2 separate regions of the Homo sapiens genome follow, and region 2 is linked to region 1. A link is a loop called in an ENCODE intact Hi-C map of the cell type or tissue named here. Cell type or tissue: thyroid gland. All regions are shown on one strand. Links, peaks and the distances in the headings refer to the core of each region. The heading gives the core; the rest is flanking DNA. Region 1 overlaps LOC105370453 (a long non-coding RNA gene). Region 2 has its middle 22 kb from the start of NKX2-8.

Region 1 (5,385 bases), core at 328-5,327:
CTTCTCTTATTGAGAAAATCAGGGCTGGCAAATTTTAAGAAAGAGATATGGTTTAAAAAAAATCAGAAGGCCTTAATGCCATCCTCAACTCTACGCCTAACGAACTGAGAGCTCTAGAGAATGTTGTTGGACTTCTCTGGGCCTGCATTTGCTCCTGCATGAAATAAGTGGGCAATTAGATGTTCTCTAAGACCTCAAACACTTGAACCCATACCCACAGTGCAGCAGGACTGTTGTGTGTGCTCCTTGTAAGTAAAACTAATCTCTGACCCATCCAAGAGGTTCCAGTATGCTAGAGCATGTGGGAGGCTTCTGCCTCATGTCAAGACGTGCTCTAAAGTCACAGAATTGTGTTGCTCCAAAATGGCAGTGGTCAACACAATTGGCTGGCAGTTTAGACCACATTAGAAGATAATCGCTATTTTTAGTATAAATATTATTTTCCCTTTTATCTTAAGGGATAGTACCAATTCCATTCTTTATTGCTAATAAGTTACCAGTAGTATATCACTGCAGTGAGAATATTTCAAAATAACCCTGTAGCTTTATTCCAAAGACCTCAGTTATAGACTTACTCTCATTTTGTGGTCACTCCAAAAACAAAAACAAAAGCCTCCTTAGGCAGATCCCTCAATTATTCCTCTCTGTAAAACATCATTCCTTGAAATGGACATCACTCTTTTCATAAAAACGTGACATAGACTATATTCTATATTCAATACACTCTCATGGAACAAGTAAGATTTTTAATTATTTTGAAGAAAAAGATGAGCTTATTTTCAGTTTTCAGATTCCAGCTTTTCTCAACCTCTGGATGAAAATATTTTTACACCTGGAGTTTCTCTTGCAGTTAGCATTCATCCGTCAGTAAGTAGGCCAAATCCTTGTTCACTTGCAGGTAGTCCATGGCTTAACATGTCTGTAATTCACAGAAGGCTGAATATGGGGTAAATAAATAAAACTGAGCTTAAGGAGAAAAACTATGTGGGAGGAAGGAAGCGGATGATTAAAATGGAAATGGGTGGTCAGGAGCTTCGGTTATTCTCCCAGGTGCTTTGTTGGCAGAGATAAAAAAAACTTTTCTATCAAACCCCACCTGAATTCTTTCAACTACAATGATGCAAAGAAAATACACGCTAATTATGAGCAGGAACATTATCTATTAATATGTTAATGAAGCAGGTTTGCTAATGGTGAAAGACCTGAATTTTAATAAATTTTTAAGAGCTTCTTGATTACGTGTTTGTTAGTCGATATCATCATTTAAAATTATCTCTAGGTGGCTTTACATGGAATAAAACCTACATTAGAACTGTATTCTAAACAGGCCTTAATGAAGCAGGTGAGGATAGCATCTGTGACATGAACACTGTCAGCCAGAAATTCACTTCAAAAGAAATGTAAACTAGTTAGCAGGAAACATGTTATCATATCTGCCAGTATCAGCTTTCAATGTAGGTAATTTATTTATGCATTTACTTGCTAATTTTTTCAAACATATTTGCTTATGAAATAATGTTCGATTGAATTAATGGATACTGCCTTTCAATATTGGAAGTGTTATTTTTCATTAAAACAAAAACAACTCTAGTGTCCTGTTTTGACAACATCCCATACATAGATGAAAACTGTTTTATCCACCCAAACCCCATATTTTTTGAGAAAAAAATCACTAGAAATCCAAAAATCAAACCAGAATGAGTTTAGAAACCTCACTGATGTGTCTCTATGAATAGAAGAAATTGTGTCATCTTTTCTCCAAGATGACTGTGGCATCAAAGTGACTGTTAATCCCTATCTGCCTCTCTAGAACTTGGGTGAAGGCAGCTGGCATCCTCTTTCATTTTGCATATTAGAACCACGAGGCTCTGATTAGCAGCTGGGCCTGGATTGCAACTCAGAGCTCCTGAAGACAGAAAGACACTGAGGAGGCGGCATGGAGACTTGGGTGTAAAATGCCAGTGCTATGTGCCCCAAATGCTTGAGAGCTGCTGGGCTGGAGAGCCTGTGAAGCATTGTGTGCAGTGGGCCTCATCATATCATTGGGAGGATTTGGGGTCTGAAAGTGGGTGAGGCCTGTGTTTTCTCCATTATGTATGAGGCAGTGATGAAGGTGTTAGTGAAGGAAAGTGAAAGCTAATTCTAGAAACAAAAGAACAGTGGGTAAGAGCCCAGGCTCAAGTGCCTTAAGCGCCCTTAACCTAACGGGCCAGGAATGAAGGGACGTGAAGGAGGCAGGTGGGTGGGATGAGGAAGAGCAAGGACCTCTAGCTCTCACCTTGTCACTTCTGAGCTCTGAGGAGAGTTGGAAGAGGAGAGGTTGTGGCAGAAAATCACTTTCAAAGGAGCGGCCTCATGTGGGAAACCAGCAGGGGCTTCCTCCTGAGTAGAGGTCCTTCCACAAAGGCGATGCCTGGTCACCAGGTTTCTTAATTTCCTGGGCACTTTATTTATTTGACAGTCTCAATAAAACATGCTTCTGAGGGAGTCATTAGAAAGTGCAGGTAACACTCCCTTAAATTCTGGATAGTGTGCCTAATGAGTTTCAAGGGTTATTTTTAAAGTCGATGAGAAATAATTCAATTGAAGGTAATTGGCCATTTAGATGGATTCTAATTGGGCCCTGGGTGAATTTCTTTGGGGGCATGCTGCCCTCTAGGGGTGGAGGCACAGTGCTCGGAGGGAAGGAAGTGTTTTGAGTTTTCATAAAAATGGTTCAATCTTTCGATATAAAGTATCACTATTCTAAAGGCCTTAAAGCAATATCAGATCGATATACTCTTTTTCCCTTTATTTCTTTTTCTTTTCTCTCTTTTTAAGATTTGCTGTATGTCATGAAGTGGGGTCAGAACAGAGAGAAAATGTGCAGGCATATTAAAAACTCTAATCGCCCATTTTCTCATTATTCAGTGCAAGTCTCTTAACCTTTTACTGGGTGGCTACTTTGTGTGGGCCCTCCCGCATGCATGCCTTTTCAGAGTAAGGCATTTAATTTTTGCCTCAATTTTACTGACATATTAAAGACCGCGAAGCCAGGCAACTGCAGAACCTCTATTTGAACCCGTGTTTTCTTATTCCAGAATCAGTGCACCTTCAATTTTGCCACCAGCAAAACACAACTGGCTTTCCCTTAGCTTTTCAAACAACTGGTTATTGGACTGTTTTATGCTTCCAACTTTCTACAGTAATCACGAATTGAGTTTTTATTTTAATAAAGGAAAAGACTTATAGATAAATATTTGACAACCATACATTTTATCATTTGGCAACACTTTTATTCAAAACTTCAATTTTGCTAACACACGTAGAGAGAAAAACAAATACGAAAATTCGTGTCATACTACAGGCCAAGAGCCAGAGAGAAATTTAAGTTCTAAAGGTTCAGGGACTAGGCCAGAAAAACTTATAATAATAGGAACTAAAACTGGAGATACAGGGTAGGCTGTAAGAAAACCAGCATTAAATAATTAAACAGTAAAATTCTGATCTCCTGCAGCTGTGGTGCTTAATACACCATAGGAGGACAGATGAGAGAATCTTAGACCTTTCCAGGTAGGACCTGTGTTCCATGCCCGGAGGGTGCTCCCAGCTAGAACACTTGTCCTTTCCCCTCCGCCCCACCCCCAGCCCACACTAAACAACATCAGCAACAAAAATAAGGAGCACACAACCTAGATCCCTCACATGCACAGTTCACAGTAGGATTCATGCCCCTGTGAGAATCAAATGCTGCTGCTTATCTGACAGGAGGTGGAGCTCAGGCGGTAATGCCAGCGATGGGGATCAGCTGTAAATACCGATGAAGCTTCACTCACTCACCTGCCCGCTGCTCACCTCCTGCTGTGCGGCCCAGTTCCTAATAGACCATGGACTGGTACTGGTCTGGGGCCTGGGGGTTGGGGACCCCTGCCCTAACTTTTAGCAAGTGCTTGCCTAAACTACAGTCACTTAAATCTGCCTTTAACTTGATATCTATTATTCCTATCTCTGGCTGGTGCTGGCAGATTTGATATCAAGAATTTATAGTCAAATATATTTCCCAAATTCTGGTTAGTAACACATAATAACAAGGAAGAGGCCTACCATTCCCAGTGACCACCCCCATATACCATCCAGAGTGCATGCACACCAGCTTGATTGCTTTTCTGATGAGGGAACTGATGTTATCAGCGATGTTCACAATTTCTGAAAACATTTTCTTGAAATGGGCAAAGCAATGCTGACAAGGTTCCAAACAAGAGAAATCTAAAAGTGTAGAGTCCCCTCCTTTTACAAAAGGAACTGCTAGAGGAAGAAAAACATCTGTCATTTAATGTTTAAAGTTGCCTTGGAAAAAGTAGCCTGGATATACCCCTGTCTTTTAAACAAACTCAGTATACAACAATCTGCTAATGTGTGTGAGGGGTGAGTGTGTGAGTGTGTGTGTGTGTGTGTGAGAGAGAGAGAGAGAGTTGGATCTCTTGATCTCTTCCTCTGCTGTCTAACCTAATATGTCCTACTGTAATTTTAGGCTAGTTTCTCTAGTCTAGACCTCAATCAAAATGTACTAGAGCTATTCAGCACCTCCAGAGTTTCTTCCCCATCTCTTCTTCCTTTGTAGATGTGTGAGTAACTTCCTTTCCTATACAGAGGTTTCTTTAGCATTTGGAGATTTCTTTCTCAAATATTTTAAAAATTTCATTCTTTCTCTGGAAAAGATGGCTTTAGCTATAGGTTCAGAAAAATGGACACGTAATATTTGTCACCTCTGTTAATGCTGAAAATGAAAATAAATATCACAATGTTTATAAAGTGTTATTGCTTTTTTTTTTTTTTTTTTTTAGACGGAGGCTCGCTCTATTACCGGGCTAGAGTGCGGTGGTGTGATCTTGGCTCACTGCAACCTCTGACTCTGTGGTTCAAGTGATTCTCCTGCCTCAACCTCCAAGTAGCTGGGATTACAGGCACGTGCCACTATGCCCAGCTAATTTTTGTATTTTTAGTAGAGATGGGGTTTCACCATGTTGGCCAGGATGGTCTCAGTCTCCCGACCTCGTGATCCGCCTGCCTTGGCCTCCCAAAGTTCTGGGATTACAGGTGTAAGCCACCGTGCCCGGCATATATTTTCTTAATAACACTGGATTTCTTGTGACTCACCTTCTTTTGTTATATGCAGTCATCCCTGTCCTGATTTTAAACAAATTTAAGATCAGAGCACTCACTGTTACTGATGGGTGTGTTAACTTTTTTGGGCATAAAGAACTAAATGACCCAGAGTGAACTTACTGAGGAAAAATTTCCCAACAAAATGCTATATTTCCTCTTCTCTCTTCCCTGGAGACTAGTTTGGTTCTCATTCAGTGTCAGGAATGGTTTACGGCCTCCCCAACCTAGCCCCAACCGCAG
Region 2 (5,385 bases), core at 150-5,149, 48 kb after region 1:
GCAAGTGTAAGGAGACATTGAGCTCATTATTGAGAAGGAATGATTATCAAAAACTGGAGACACTTTGGGAGGCCGAGGCAGGCGGATTGCTTGAGCCCAGGAGTTCAAGCAATATGGCAAAACCACGACTCTATTAAAAAAAAATACAAAAATTAGCCAGGTGTGGTGGTGTGTGCCTATGGTCCCAGCTACTTGGGAGGCTAAGGTGGGAGGATCACCTGAGCCCAGGGAGATTGAGGCCGCAGTGAGCTGTGATTGCACCATTGCATTCCAGCCTGAGCGATAAAGTGAGACCCTGTCTCGAGAAAAAAAAAAAAATGGAGACAATCTAAAAATGCAGAAGTTGGAGAATTATTAAATTAATTATTGATTTTGGTATAATTATATGCTGGAATACTATGTAATCATTAAAAACCATGTTTTATGAAGAACGTATAATGAGATGGGAAAATGTTCATGACACACTATGAAATGTAAAAAGTAGTATGCGAAATTGTGTGTATAATTTTTTAACAATTGGTATCCTAGAGAAAAGACTGCTTTGCAGCAGTTCAAAAGAATGAAGTAAACTTAACTACTCATGTGGGAAAATTCCTAAAGCATGACATTACATCATGAAAGCACATTTCAAAATAATGTACAGCACAATCCTATTTGGGGGGAATGTTGGATGGGGAAGGTTGAAAGGGGCTATAATGTCCTCTATATAATTTGAATTTCTGTAATAAGAATCTGTTTGTATATTATGAAATTTAAGATCACATTTTAAAAATTTAGAGTGGGAGAAAGAAGGGAGAAAAAATACTGGAAATGACTACAGTATTCACATCCCTTCCATTCCATATTGCCTTTCTAGTCACGTGTCCCTAGGTGCTATGGGGTCAGGTTCCTGTGAGGGAAAAAGGAGGGGAGAGCAGGGGCTGGGAGATGGCGTGGTTGTCTTTATTAAGAAACAGTACTTCATGTCCAAAACACCAAAAGCAATGGCAACAAAAGCCAAAATTGAGAAATGGGATCTAATTAAACTAAAGAGCTTCTGCACAGCAAAAGAAACTACCATCAGAGTGAACAGGCAACCTACAGAATGGGAGAAAATTTTTGCAATCTACCCATCTGACAAAAGGCTAATATACAGAATCTACAAAGAACTTAAACAGATTTACAAGAAAAAATCAAACAACCCCATCAAAAAGTAGGCAAAGGATATGAACAGGCACTTCTCAAAAGAAGACATTTATGCAGCCAACACACACATGAAAAAATGCTCATCATCACTGGCCATCAGAGAAATGCAAATCAAAACCACAATGGGATACCATCTCACACCAGTTAGAATGGCAATCATTAAAAAGTCAGGAAACAACAGGTGCTGGAGAGGATGTGGAGAAATAGGAACACTTTTACACTGTTGGTGGAACTGTAAACTAGTTCAACCATTGTGGAAGACAGTGTGGTGATTCCTCAAGGATCTAGAACTAGAAATATCATTTGACCCAGCCATCCCATTACTGGGTATATACCCAAAGGATTATAAATCATGCTGCTATAAAGACACATGCACATGTATGTTTATTGTAGCACTGTTCACAATAGCAAAGACTTGGAACCAACCCAAATGTCCAACAATGATAGACTGGATTAAGAAAATGTGGCACATATACACCATGGAATACTATGCAGCCATAAAAAAGAATGAGTTCACGTCCTTTGTAGGGACATGGATGAAGCTGGAAACCATCATTTTGAGCAAACTATCACAAGGACAGAAAACCAAACACCACATGTTCTCACTCATAGGTGGGCATTGAACAATGAGAACTCTTGGACACATGGTGAGGACCATCACACACCGGGCCCTGTCATGGGGTGGGGGAAGTGGGGAGGGATAGCATTAGGAGATATACCTAATGTAAATGATGAGTTAATGGGTGCAGCCCACCAACATGGCACATGTATACATATGTAACAAACCTGCACGTTGTGCACGTGTACCCAAAAACTGAAAGTATATAAAAAAAAAAAAGAAACAGTAAGGCTCTGAGTTCAGCAATGGAAATCAGGCACCAGGCCAGCAAATCAGGTGGTGAGGGAGACAGCACCATCAGCTGATTTTAAAAGGTCTGCAGCTTCTTTGCAGCTGTGGTTCACAACACAATCTATTTAGGAATTAAACAGATGGATTCCAAGGCCTACCCCGAGAGACTGGGACCAAGGATGTCTGGAGTGTACCCACAAATTCTGCATTTTTACAAGAAAATGTCCCATGTCATTCTTAGACCATTTCTTGAAGCACCTTGCTCTAGAGATGATAAGGAGCCAGAAATCAAATGCGTGAAGTGCCACCCTCTCCCTTCTCAATTTACCAGACCGCCCTCTGAATGCTTTTTTCTTTCAGAGTGGTTCATTATGTTCATTTAAAGCCAGTTCCACTAGATTAGTATGTTTGGTGGGGGTTGGAGGCAGGTAAGGTCATGCAGCGTGACTGGGCTGGGGAGAGTAAAGAAGAGGCAGAGGTGGCCCAGTGAAAAGGAGGGGCAGCTGCCACAAGAATGTTGTTAAGCTTAAAAATCAATAAAAATGCTCTTCTCTCCAGGTATGACCCTGCCAAACATATGACACAACTGGAAGACCTGTTAAATAACAGTCATTGTCACAGGATTATAGTCAAAATAATTATAGTATCTGATAAGTGAGCACCCAGGCCCTGATCATTAGCTTAGCTAAGAGAAAATGCTGTCAGTCTGCCTTGGGTCAAGAAGAACTGCAATAATCAGGTTTCTTCCTGAAGGGTTTGTCCAGTTTCCCTAGAAAGCAAAACGAAGGTCCTATGTCGCCACCTAGAGTCCAAAGCCTGGAAGTATTGGCTGAGGAAATTCAAATAGATCCGGCTCATTGGAGATCTCTGTCCAAGTTTAATGACAGCACCGGCTTCAGGCTTACCAATCCAGTCAGTCCTTTTTCATAGGACAAGAATATGAGTTTGAACTCAAGTCTCCATTATGACCAGATTGTTTTAGGATGAAAAAAAGTTGGCATTCTTAAACCTTGACTAAATGTGTAAGAGTTCAAGTGTGTGGGGGATGGTCAGGGAAGTAGGGTTGGTCTTAACTGCTGCTCTCTACCTGGATGACCTTAGGAAAATCATTTAACCCCTTAAAGACTGTTTCTCTGTTATAAAATGATAGGACAGAACTAACTTGTCAACACTACAAGCCTTCTAAGACCTCAAATTTTGTGATTCTATAGTAAACTAGAGTCTATTTAAACCGAGCCATTAGTCAAAAAAAAAAAAAAAGGCACAGTATGTAAAAAATATTGGTACCCTGAATTTGTGAATGTGACTTTCTTCATCAAGGAACCTATATCTTTTCTGCCCTCTAGAGCTCTGCCTGAAAACTGCATGGATTTTATATAAAAATCCTCCAAATGAGAGGCTTCCTTGCTTAAGAGTTGGAGGCTGGCAGCTCCATGAAGTTCAAGGCACACTTTTGTTCTGCAGCATATTCTTCATTCCTTCTATTCTTGCTTCATACACATATTCTGATACAATTCAGTTCAATTCAACCATTTATTCCAGAGTTCTCTCCCAACTCTCCCTGTTTATGGCTTTCAGCTGTTTGAAGTAAAATCCACACCATTTATTTGGACAAAGGGGCCAATTTTTCTAAAGGATCTTCTGCTCCATAAATGTTTTTCCTCTGATTAAGTTGTACAGTGGCACTAAGGAGGATTATCTGTTCTAATTTCTGGAGCCAATGCTTGTAAAAAGTAATCCCAGCTTCTTTTCTTGTGTCACTTCCAAGAAATGTGTGCACCAAAGCCCCCGCCCGCTGTATGACAGAGTAAGAACTCTGCTACAAAACTGCCAAAGAAACACAGGACAGCTAAGTGTAAGTTTAACAGCCTAGTGAGCTGTTAAACTTACACTAGTGAGAGGAGCCACATTTTGAGTCTTTCTTTTGGAGTTATGTTTTAGTTCTGAATTACCGCAGAACCATAGCCAAGCTGTGATCCATCCGATCTGCTGGGCTGTACCTAAAGCAAAGTTTCGAGAAAAGTGGCAACAGTGCCTTTTGCCAGCTGCATCTTTCTTAACTCTGGCAAAATCTCCATTTTAGGCAAGAACAGTACTGTTCAGTTGGGATTTTCCCTGAGTGGGACTCCTCCTGCTGTTGATAAAACAACAGTGTGAAACAGCAGTGATCTGTTTCAAAATTTATGCCAGAAATAAAAGTGGGATAGTGACCTATTATAAACCCAAATACTGAATGAGATCAGTTTGAAGATGCCTAGAATTTACGCAAAGGCCCTTTCAGGATTACTGCTGAAGAGGAGGCCCAAGACTCCTTACCTAATCTATAGCCTCATTCAAAGTCTAATCCACTCCAGGGTCAGACCCCTGCAGAGTGTGAAGCCAGGCACAGTGGAGACCACACAAAGTTTTTTAGGCACCAGTGCATCAAGAAATGAAGGAAGCATCAGAGAAAATATTTGCAGAGCTGTAAATGTTCTTTACTGTTTCTAGTCATAAAAGGACCTTACAATGTTTAATCTTAAGAAATTATTAGTATTTATTATAACTCTAAAAGGACTGCCCTTAAATTTGGCTTTTATTACTTACCCATAATGCAGCTAGTGGGTCAGCCTAATCATAGTAGTTTCCATTTTTCAGCTAAGCATATTTTAAATCCTCAGGGAACAGAAACTATCAAGTAACCTAGCCTGTTTGCAAGAACCTGCTCTCTGTTGCTGGCCATGTGTTCTGCTTTTATGCCCCAGTCCCACCCCCAACCCCACCAGAGTCCTGGCCCATTTTCCCTGGCACGGTCTAGGGGAACATCCTTCATTCTACTCAGCTAGACCATGCTGACTTCAGGAGAACAGACTGGAGAAGCAAGCCATGGACACAATCTGTCTGTGCAGAAAAGAGTGGAATTTGAACCCTCTGTTGACTGTATCTTTGCATTGTGCGTTACCTAAAACCTTGTTCCAAGCATCAGGAAATGTAGGTTTGTAGCAGACTTGGAAGAAGAGGCAGAGATAGAGATACCTTATGGCAGACACTGCTGCTACTTGTGATTTTTCCAGGTCTCCTCTTCTTCCAAATGCTTATGAAGATTGCCCCTCCCCATTCCCTCCAAGTCAAGTGACTTGCTTTGGCCAATAAAATGTGAGAGGACATGAAATCTATCTCTTTAGTGTGGAAACATTCAAGAGTTGTGTAAGATTCTTAGTGCCCCTCATCCCCTGCATGGGAGACCATGTTAATGCAGCAAGGCTACAAGATCAAAGTAACCTGGAATGTTGAGCCACCATGCAAAGGACAGCTTACTAGAGCATTGATGGGACCCATAAAGGACTTCACATGAGTGAGAAGTAAACCCT

What was found. Peaks named below come from ENCODE experiments on the same cell type or tissue, not always from the same donor. Only the 100,000 strongest peaks of a DNase experiment are listed, where the experiment ranks them.
Region 2: a loop joins it to region 1, with 3 times the contacts of the local background. A loop is called at or near these places in 48 of 110 quality-filtered maps.

What each region holds. Positions count from the first base shown.
Region 1 is chr14:36,554,350-36,559,734 of GRCh38, forward strand. All of the region lies in intron 1 of LOC105370453 (a long non-coding RNA gene), which reads left to right. Among named protein-coding and RNA genes, the nearest start is that of NKX2-8, 26 kb to the right of the region's middle. RefSeq lists a silencer at 2,160-2,316. In thyroid gland, for the core only: a CTCF peak has its summit at 2,668 (motif pointing left); no DNase peak of the experiment used is centred there.
Region 2 is chr14:36,602,273-36,607,657 of GRCh38, forward strand. No RefSeq gene overlaps it. Among named protein-coding and RNA genes, the nearest start is that of NKX2-8, 22 kb to the left of the region's middle. In thyroid gland, for the core only: a CTCF peak has its summit at 2,829 (motif pointing left); DNase peaks (open chromatin) are centred at 2,489 and 2,839; H3K27ac peaks cover 574 bases.